2 separate regions of the Homo sapiens genome follow, and region 2 is linked to region 1. A link is an interaction called in ENCODE POLR2A ChIA-PET data of the cell type or tissue named here. Cell type or tissue: GM12878. All regions are shown on one strand. Each heading gives the region's core, and the rest is flanking DNA. Links, peaks and the distances in the headings are about the cores only.

What was found. Peaks named below come from ENCODE experiments on the same cell type or tissue, not always from the same donor. Only the 100,000 strongest peaks of a DNase experiment are listed, where the experiment ranks them.
Region 2: POLR2A ChIA-PET joins it to region 1 with 7 read pairs; 2 of 35 experiments call an interaction of 5 or more read pairs at or near these places.

Annotation. Positions count from the first base shown.
Region 1 is chrX:46,635,888-46,641,274 of GRCh38, forward strand. The region is part of intron 12 of SLC9A7 (solute carrier family 9 member A7); the gene reads right to left. Among named protein-coding and RNA genes, the nearest start is that of CHST7, 65 kb to the left of the region's middle. In GM12878, for the core only: no CTCF peak of the experiment used is centred there; DNase peaks (open chromatin) are centred at 464 and 2,224; H3K27ac peaks cover 333 bases.
Region 2 is chrX:46,740,247-46,745,633 of GRCh38, forward strand. All of the region lies in intron 1 of SLC9A7 (solute carrier family 9 member A7), which reads right to left. Among named protein-coding and RNA genes, the nearest start is that of SLC9A7, 16 kb to the right of the region's middle. In GM12878, for the core only: no CTCF peak of the experiment used is centred there; no DNase peak of the experiment used is centred there.

The DNA of each region.
Region 1 (5,387 bases), core at 171-5,170:
TGAGCCCCTCAAAATATAATGTAATAAAATCAGAGGATGAAATACACCTCATAGAAAACAAATTTACATAATTTTTTCAGAAATTCATTTGTTTATAAAGATACCAAAAATAGAAAAAAGAAATTGTTGCTTAAATATGTTACACATATTTAAAGTGTTTACACATATTTTTACACATATTTGACAGAAAGAACAAAAAGCATGATATTATTGAAAAACAGCAACAATACTTAAGAAGACAAAGATGGCCTTTTTTTCCAGACAAGCACACCATGTTGTACATAGGATCAACCTGAAAGTCGGCAACCCAACTTCTGCTATTCTCTTTAGCTTGTAGCCTTTTGAATTGACATGGTCCACCTTCACCTTCCTTAATAATTTCTGGGTTACTTAGAGTGCATTTGAATCTTACCATCATGTTGGAGCAGGGTTTCGTAAACTCGGCAGCATTGACATTTTGGGTCAGATAATTCTCTGTTGTGGTGACCCGCATGGTGCACTCACTGTAAGATGTTTAACAGAGTCTCCGGCTTTCACCCACAAGATACTAGTAGCAACCCCACCCACCAAGAAGCTGAGGTTTTGACCCCTTCCTCTGGTTGTGGCCAACTAAAAACATCTCCAGATACTGCCAAATAAATGTCCCCTGGGCGGCAAAATTGCCCTCAGTTGAAAAATCACTGCACTGAACCACGTTTTCTCAATGGAGGCAGTATCACCCTCATGGGTATAAAAATTGGTTCTTGTAGGTTAAAAAAAAAAAACCACTCAGATATTATGATGGTTTGTAACCCTCCAAAGTGCCACAGCACAGACAGAGATGCATAGCAGATCTGTGATATTCAAATTTCACTGGGGGAGGTAACTGAGGAAAAAGTTTTTAAAGGCTCCTCAGCAGCGGCAATAACGAAAAAAAGATTGAGAACTACTTCACTAGACAATGCCCAAATTCTCATGTTATTAATATTCCCTGACATATGCAAGTGAGGACACGATGCTTCTTAAGGTGGTACTTTTAATTAGTTACATGTTCAGAATGTGACTTAAATCAGACTCTATTACTACAACATCGAAAAATTATAGCAAACACCAGAAAAACAAGCCAGATTCCTTAATGTAAGATTCATTGTCTCTTGAGAAATAGTATTAATAATAGTAGCAGCTGTAATGCTATGATTAATACTATTAATATAACAGCTAAAATATACTAAGTGCTTATGTGTCAGATGATACATTGATGAGAGAATTTTTCATTGCATTATTTATTACCACATTTTATCCTCACACTATGACTGTCCCCATTTAATCAGTGAGGAAACTGAGGGATACAGGTGAAATAAGTTGCCCAAGGTCACAAAGGTAGAAATGGTAGAGCCAAGATTCCAACTCAAGCTGCTCGTCTCCAGAGCCTCAGCTCTTCCTCTTATAGGATACTGCCTTTGATTCCAAGGAGGCATATTTAAGTTCTTTTAAAATATCCAGTTGCAAATGTTATTACATAAAGAGCTCAGGGCTTCTCCCTGCCTTTATTCCTTATGTTATCTTGCAAAGAGCTTTATTATAAATTCTCAGTCTAACAGGATTATGCCAAGTAGAGCATTCTTACTTGTCCTTGAAGGATTATATTACTACACCCTGGAATGTGAAAGTTACAGTTCATTTGGCCACCTGGGTGTATGTCGTTCCACCGCCCCCCCAACCCACTATCTCCACCATTTCGTGTGTGTTACTTGAAGCTGACGGCTCCTAGAAGACGGCCACCATGCTGTCACAATGTGGTCAGGACACACACAGGCTCATCAGGCAAAATAATCCCACCATCATTTTTTAAGTTGCCAAAATTATGTCCTTTGTCAATAACAACTCTTACTCAAGAGACTGAGAAAAATATTATGTTTCAACAGAAAGCAATTTGCACATTTTGCCATTATGTTTTAAAATATCAATCACAAAACACCAATGTAAAAAGATAAATTGGATTTATGGAAAGCAGTGACCTGGCTTTGGATTTATAGTTATATTCATTTTTATTTTATACACAGACTTGAAATTAGCCATAGTAAGAAACACAGCTAACTCCTATTTATGGTGAACTCCAAGAACCACCCTGGGCTTCTGACTTCTGGGCAGCTACTTAACAGCTCATCAGGGCCTCTATCAGTAGCCTGGAGAAGTAAAGAATGAGTCAGTGCTGATCATATCGAGGTCACAGGGGTCAAAATGCCAAACTGAATTTCAGGGGGTTTCTGAATCAATTTAGAATAAGAACCTGGGTTACAGAAATGATTCATGGCCATCACACCACAAGCCACAAGCCAGAAAAATTAATCTGTTTTATTACCTTATTTCAGAGGGAATTTCTTTTGATGTAATCTCTGTAAATGTCAGTTTCTACACTTATGTAATCATTATTTATACACATCTGGAAAAATGCAACGAGCTGACACATATATATTTTTCAGTAATGGCATTATGCTGTCTGGATAGAGTCAGACAGAAGGAAGGAAATTGATAAAGATAGAAATCAATTAAAATGAAATTAGAAAAACAATACAGAAAATCAATGAAATAAATAGCTGGTTCTTTAGAAAAGATCAATAAAATTGGCAAATGTCTAGCAAGACCGACCAAAAACAGAGAAGATATATCAAAAATGGAATATCACTATAGACCCCACAGACATCAAAAGGATAACAAGGGAATGCTACAAACAACATAAACTTGACAACTTAAATGAAACTGACCAATTTCACAAATTACCACAACTTACCCAATATGAAATAGGTCATCTGAAAAGCCCTATAACTAATAAAGAAATTGGCTTCATAATTGAAAAACTCCCAAAAAAGAAGTCTCCAGGCCCAGATGGTTTCACTGGAGAATTCTACCAAAAGTTTAAGAAAAATAATTAACACCAATTCTACACAATCTCTTCCAGAAAAAAAAAGAGTCAGGAACATGTCCAACTCATTTTGTGAGGCCAGATTACTCTGATACCAAAAACAGACAAAAGCAGTACAAAAAAAAACTACTACCAATATCCCTCATGAATACAGACATAAAAATCCTTAACAAAATGTTTGCTCATATAATTCAGCAATATGTAAAAGAATAATATACCACATCAAGTGGGGTTTATTTCAGAGAAACAAGGCTGGTTCAATATTTGAAAAGTAATCAATGTAATTCACTATATTAATAGGCTAAACAAGAAAAATCATATGATCATATCAATTGATACAGAAAAAATATTTGATAAAATTCAATACCTGTTCATGAAAAAAACTCTCAGAAAACTAGCAATAGGTAGGAACTTCCTCAACTTGAAGATGAACATCTACAAAAACCCTATAGCTAATATTATAGTTAATAAGGCAAGACCGAATGCTTTCCTCTTTTTTTTTTTTTTTTTGAGATGGAGTCTCGCTCTGTCGCCCAGGCTGGAGTGCAGTGGCGTGATCTCAGCTCACTGCAAGTTCTGCCTCCTGGGTTCACGCCATTCTCCCGCCTCAGCCTCCCAAGTAGCTGGGACTACAGGCACCTGCCACCACTCCAAGCTAATTTTTTGTATTTTTAGTAGAGACAGGGTTTCACCATGTTGGTCAGGCTGGTCTCGAACTCCTGACCTTGTGATCCGCCCACCTCAGCCTCCCAAAGTGCTGGGATTACAGATGTGAGCCACCGTCCCTGGAAAATGCTTTCCTCTTAAGATCAGAAACAAGATGAGGATGTCCATTTATACCACTCTTATTCTACATAGTAGTGAAAATCCTAACCAGAGCAATAAGGCAAGAAAAGGACACAAAAGGTACACTGGTTGAAAAGGAAGGAAAAAAAAAAAACTGTGGCTATTTACAAATACCATGATGGTCTATATGGTCTATGTAGAAAATTCAAAAGAATCTACCAAAAAAAAAAAAAAGGACCAAAACACTTTCAGAACTAAAGAACTAGTAAGTGAGTTCAGCAGTAAGGTGACAGGATACAAGTACTAACAAAACATGTACAGGACTTGGTTGCTGAAAACTGCAAAAATCGAATGAAAGAAATCAAAGAAGTTCTAAATAAATGGAGAAATATATCATGTTCATGGATTGGAAGATTCAACATAATAAAGATGTCAATCTCCCCAAAAATTAATGTAAAGGTTTAACATAATTCCTATGAAAGACCCAGCAAGATTTTTTTTACATGTAGACAAATTTATTCCAAAATTTATATGGAAAGGAACTAGAATAGCCATAACAATAAAGTGGGAGGAATCACTCTGATGCTAAGGTTTGCTGCGTAAGTATAGTCATCAAGACAGTATGGTCTTGGAAGGATAGACACATAAACCAATAGAGCAGTGCAGAAAGACACCCCCATGCATAGAGACAACTGATTTTTGACAAAGGAGCAAAATTAATTCAATGGAGTAGGATAGTCTTTTTAACATATTATGCTAGAACAACTGGATAGCCATTGGCAAATAAAACCTCAACCTAAACCTCACATCTTATATAAAAATTAACTCAAAATGGATCACAGACTTAAATGTACAGTGTAAAACTAAAAAGCTTTTAGAAGATAACGCAGAAGAAATCTTCAGGCCTAAGGCTTGGTGGAGTCCTTAGACATGATACCAAATGCATGACCCATAAAAGAAAAAAAATGATAAATTATAAATTAAAACTTCTGCTCTATGAAAGACCCTATTAAAAGGATTAAAAGACAAGCTACACACTGGGAAAAAATATTTGCAAACCATGTATCTGACAAAAGACTACAGTCTAGAATAAAGAACTCTAAAAACTCAACAAAGAAACAAACAATCCAATTTAAAAATGGACAAAAGACTTGAACAGATATTTCACCAAAGAAGACATATAAATGGTAAATAAACACATGAAGTCATGCTTAATATCATTATCTATGAGAGAAATGCAAATTAAGACCACAATGAGATATTCCCACATACCTATTGGAACAGCTGAAATGAAATACCCTGACAATACCAAATGCTGGGGGGGATGCTGAGAAACTGGATCCCTCATACACTGCTGGTGGGAATGTACAATGGTACAGCCACTCTGGAAAACAGTTGGCAGTTTCTTATAAAACTAAACACGTTTACTATCCAACACAGAAGGCACACTCCTGGGCATCTATCTTGCAGAGGTAAAAATTTATGCCCATGCAAAAACCTACACAAGAATATTCACAGTGGCTTTATTTATAATAGCCTAAAACTTGAAACTATCCAAATGTCCTTCGAGGGGTAAATGGTTAAATTAGTGGCTGGAGCCACTAATTAGGCAGCAGGGACCAGAGGAGGAATGTGGCAGGCCCACCTTGGAATGCTACTCTGCAATAAAACAGAACAAACTTGATACATGAACAACCTA
Region 2 (5,387 bases), core at 160-5,159, 100 kb after region 1:
AAACCCACAACTAACATCATACTGAATGGGGAAAAGCTGAAAGCCTTTCCTCTAAGAACTGGAACAAGACAAGGATGCCCACTTTCGCCATTCCTATTCAACATTGTACTGAAATTCCTGACCAGAGCAATCAGAAAAGAGAAATAAATAAAAGGCATCCAAATTGGAAAAAAAGTCAAATTATCCCTCTTGGCAAATGACATAATCTTATATTTAGAAAAACCTAAAGATTCCACCAAAAAACTCTTAGATATAAACAAATTCAATTTATTTGCAGGATACAAAATCAGCATTAAAAAGCAGTAGCATTTCTATATATCGACCATATATTGTAATATATACATTGTATATGTATATGTATACATTATAATGAACTAGCAGAAAAAGAAATCAAGAAGGCAACCCCACTTACAATAGCCACAAACAAATAAAACCTACAGCTAGCTTTAATGGTGAAAAACTTTGCTTTCCCCAAAAATCAGTAACAGGATAGGGATGTCCACTATGGCCCTACCACTTCTAATTCAACACTGTACTAGAGGTTCTAACCAATGCAATTAGGCAAGAAAAAGGGAATCAAAGTCATCCAGATTGCAAAGAAGGAAATAAAACTGTCCTTATTCACAGATGACATGATTGTCTATGTATGAAATAAGCAAAAAAAAAAAAAGCTACTAAAACGAACAAGTGAGTTTAGTGAGGTTACAGGATACAAGACTCATACATAAAAATTAATTGTATTTCTATATATTAGCAATGAACAACTGGAAATTGAAATTATGAAAATAATATCAAATGTAATACCATCACAAATGTGAAATACTTAAGGATAAGTCCATTAAATATATGTAAGACCTGTACATTGAAACTATAAAACATTTTTGAGATAAAGAAGTCCTAAGCAGAGAAATATAATGATCATGGATCAGAAAATCCAATACAGTAATAATGTCCATTCTCCTCAAATTGACTAACAGATTCAATACAATTCCAATCAAAGTACCAGCAAGACATTCCGCAGGTAGAGACAACCTGACTCTAAAATGTATATGGAAAGGCAAAGGAACTAGAACAGCTAAAACAATTTTGAGAAAGAGTAAGGTTGGAGGATTCACACTACCCAATTTTAAGACCTTCTATAAAACTGCAGTAAGAAAGATGGTGTGGTATTGGCAAAGAGCTAGATACACAGATCAGTGGAATAAAATAGAAAGTCCGGAAATAGATCCACACAAATATGGACAATTGATTTTTGACAATGTTGTGACAGTAATTCAGTGAAGAAAAGATTGTCAACAACAATCTTTTGGAACAAAAGAACATCAAAAATATTGGAACAATTGAACATCTATACATAAAAAAACTCAACCTAAACCTCATACCTTCTACAAACATTAACTCAAAATAAATCATAGATCTAAATATAAAATGCAAAACCATAAAACATTTAGGAGAAAACATAGGAGAAAATCTTCTCAACCTGGGATTATATAGTTTTGGACATGACACCAAAAGCATGATAAATAAAAGTTGATAAATTGGACTGCATCGAAATTTAAAAGTTTTGCTCTCCAAAAGATATGGTTAAGATACTGAAAAGAAAAAAAAAACCCCAAAGCTAGGAGAGAATATTTGCAAATTACACATCTAATGAAGTACTTCCATCAAAGTATATAAAGAACACTCGAAACTCCAAAGAAAAACAACAGTACAATTTAAAAATGGGCAAAAGACTCAGTCATTTCACCAAAAAGGATATATAAATGACAAATAAGCACATGAAAATATATTCAACATTAGGGAAATATAAATTAAAACCACAATGAGATACTGCTATTCATCTATTAGAATAGCTAAAATTAAAAATGCTAACAATACCGAGTTCTAAAGAGAATGTGGAGCACTAAACTCTTACATGTTGCTAGATGGAATGTACAGTTGCCCTAGAAAACAGTTCGGCAGGTTTCTTATAAAGTTAAACATATGCCTACCCTCTGACCCAGCAATCCCATTCCTGGGTATTTACCATAGAAAAATAAAAACTTACATTCATACAAAAACCTGTACAGTAATGTTTATAGCAGCCCTATTCATAATTATCAAAAACTCGAAACAAGCCTAGTGTTCTTCAACTGGCAAATAAACTGTGATACATTCATAAAATGGAATCCCACAGAGAAAAAAAAAAAGACCTAATTATAGATACATGCAACAACAAGGGTGAATCTCCAAGGCATTATGAAGAGTGAAAAGGCTAGTCCCAAAATGTTACATACTGTACAATTCCATTTATATGACATATTTGAAAAGACAAAATTACAGTGATGGAGACTAGATCAGTGGTTGTCCAAGTGATGTGGTAGTACAAGAGAGTTTTTTACACTGGAACAAGTCTTCATCTTGGTTGTGGTGGTGGTTACACATATCTATCTATCTATATGTTAAAATTCATAAAACTGTATATCAAAAGTAAAAAGTCAATTTTACTTGTGATAATGTTAAAAATTAAATTAATAAATCTGACCAGGTGTTGTGGCTCATGCCTATAATCCCAACACATTGGGAGGCCAAGGTGGGAGGATCACTTGAGCCCAGGCATTCAAGACCAGCCTGAGCAACACAGTGAGATCCTATCTCTACAAAAAGTTCTTAAAAATTAGCCGGGCGTGGTGGCATGCACCTGTAATCCCAACTACTCAGGAGGCTGAGGCAGGAGATCACTTGAATCCAGGAGTGTGAGGCTGCAGTGAGCTGTGATCATGCTACTGCACTCCAGCCTGGGTGACACAGTGAGACCCCATCTCAAAAAAAAAAAATTAATGAGCCTAAAAAGGTAATGATGAAAAAAATAAGAGTGTGGATGAAACTGAGGAAGCCTCAAGAACACAAAAAGCTAACAGCCAGTTGACACCACATATTACTCTGCAGGAAAAAGTTAATATAACAGGCCTGATGTTGCTATCTCTAGGAGGGCATGCCTGCATGACCTCATATTCCAATAGGTCCTGGGAACTTGGCCTGTGAGATATTACCTATGCTACTAATTGATAAGGTTGTTTTGTGTGCCTGGAACACTGAATTCTGCTGTACCAGCCAGGCTAAATTGCTTTTGCAAATGTGATTTATGGTGAACACCTGCTTTCCTTCTGAAACTCAGAAATTTCAATAAGAACGCCTGATCAGCCCTCAATACAGAAAAGCCTGTGTCTTAAGCAAGCTTCCCTAAACAGAAACACTGCATATGTGCCGCTACATTTAATTGCAGGTGGAAAAAGTTTGTTCTATGCAGCCCCACCCCCAACCTCCTAAGGGAGAACTTAGGAAGCTCACATTTACTCTTTCAGGCTCCACCCATTATGTCTTTTTCTCCTGCTGATCTTGCTGTGTATGTTTTCACTGTAATAAGTCATGGCTTTAATACAACTGTCTCTGGATCCTGTGAGTCTTTCTGGCACATCATCAAATGCATGGGTAGTTGTTAGATGCCCCAAAGTTCCCAAATATAAGCAACACTTTAAATCTGAATCTTTTCCTCAAATCCTTTCTCTGGCCCTGTACTGTCTACTCTTTGGCCTCCCCTAGAATCCCAAGCAGTGCCACATTCATCATAGGTACGAACATCTGCACCAAGTCCTCAAAACAGCCCTGTATGTCACACCCAAGTTCCAAGTGCAACTCAGTGCCTGATGTAAAAGTTACATTCAGGTTCAGCAGCAAATAACAAAAACCCATTTCTCTCTTACTTATAAGAAATACATAAGTATTCAGTCCAAATCTGGCATGGCAGCTCTATGCTATCAGAGACTACAGCGTCATCTATTTTATTGTATTGCCAGAAGTGTTCTCCATTCCCACGGTTACCTCTTGACCAAATACAGCTGCTGGAGCTCTAGCCATTACATCCACATTCCAGGAAGCAGACAGAAGGCATGGTAGAAGAGGGGCACGCCCCTTTCCTTTAAGAATACTTTGCATAAATCCCACATACTTCTCCTCCTACCTTTGGCCAGAACTTGATCACATAACTACACCCAGCTGCAAGACAGGCCAGGAAATGTAGTTTTCTTATTGCACAGCAATATGCTGAGCTAATTAGAACAGGGTTCTACTGGAACAATGAAAGGAACAATGGATATTGGGAGGTAACTGGAGTCTGCTACACCTCGTTCATTCTACACTCAACAAAAGTAATCTGAGAATCAATCCTTTTAATAACCCAAGACAATTTGAAGTAAATGTGTCTTTACCTAAAATTAGTTTTAGGGGTAGATATGAAGAAGTAAAAGGAGAAAATTTGTTGACTATGAACCTGAAGTTACACACTAGTTAGATGTTTCTCGATCTCTAGCTTCTCAGTGAAAATATGTGATAAGAGCCTATGATACAATTTGAAAGACTACCTCTGGGACATTTACTATCTCAGTAACATGTTAAGTTTAACAAAACATAGCGCTTAACACTGTTCTTCCCCAAAGGTTGCAGTGTCTCTGAAGATATACAGAATCTTAATTTTTTAAAAATACCGTGTTTGGTAAAGAGCATTAGCAAAATAGCAGAGTAGACAGCTCCAAAGTCCCATCCCTCCACAGAAACATTGAAGAACAACCAGAAGCTGTCAGAGCCAATTTTGTCAGAATTCTAGAAAAGAGTCAAAGGTTTACAGCAACCAAGTGAACAATGACTCAAGAACAAGACAACTTTAAAATGGTAGGAAGGCTGTGTAGCAAAATAGCAGAGTAGACAGCTCCAAACTCCCATTCCTCCACAGAAACATTGAAAAACAAGCAGAAGCTGTCAGAGCCAATTTTGTCAGAATTCTAGAAGAGAGTCAAAGGTTTACAGCAACCAAGTGAACAATGACTCAAGAACAAGGCAACTTTAAAATGGCAGGAAGGCTGTGTGGCATTTTGCTTGCCCTTGTCCCACCCCCTCACCAGCTCAGCAGTGGTCTTGAACACAGCAGCCAATATCCCCTGGTCCCTGGTTCCAGATGGAGCAGAGCAGGGCTTGTTTGCAATTTTTTGTGTTTGTTCTAACCTGTCTGAAGACTACCCAAAGGAATGACTTGAGGTTCTCATCTCCATTTTGCCTAACTTGGAGCCCACTCATAGCGGACAAGCAGCAAGCATTGCTTGAAAAATGTTGTAAGGTAGGCCAAACAAACAAACTAACAAAAACACCCTGCAGCTACCTGGGAGGAAAAGTATGGGCCATTCAAAGGAAAAAAATTGATAGAAACTATCCCTGAGGAGGCTGAGACACTGGATATATGAGATGAAAACTTTAAATCAGCTGTCTTAAATATGCTTAATGAATGAAAGGCAGTGGCTCACGCCTGTAATCCCAACACTTTGGTAGGCTGAGGCAGGAGGATTGCTTAAGGCCAG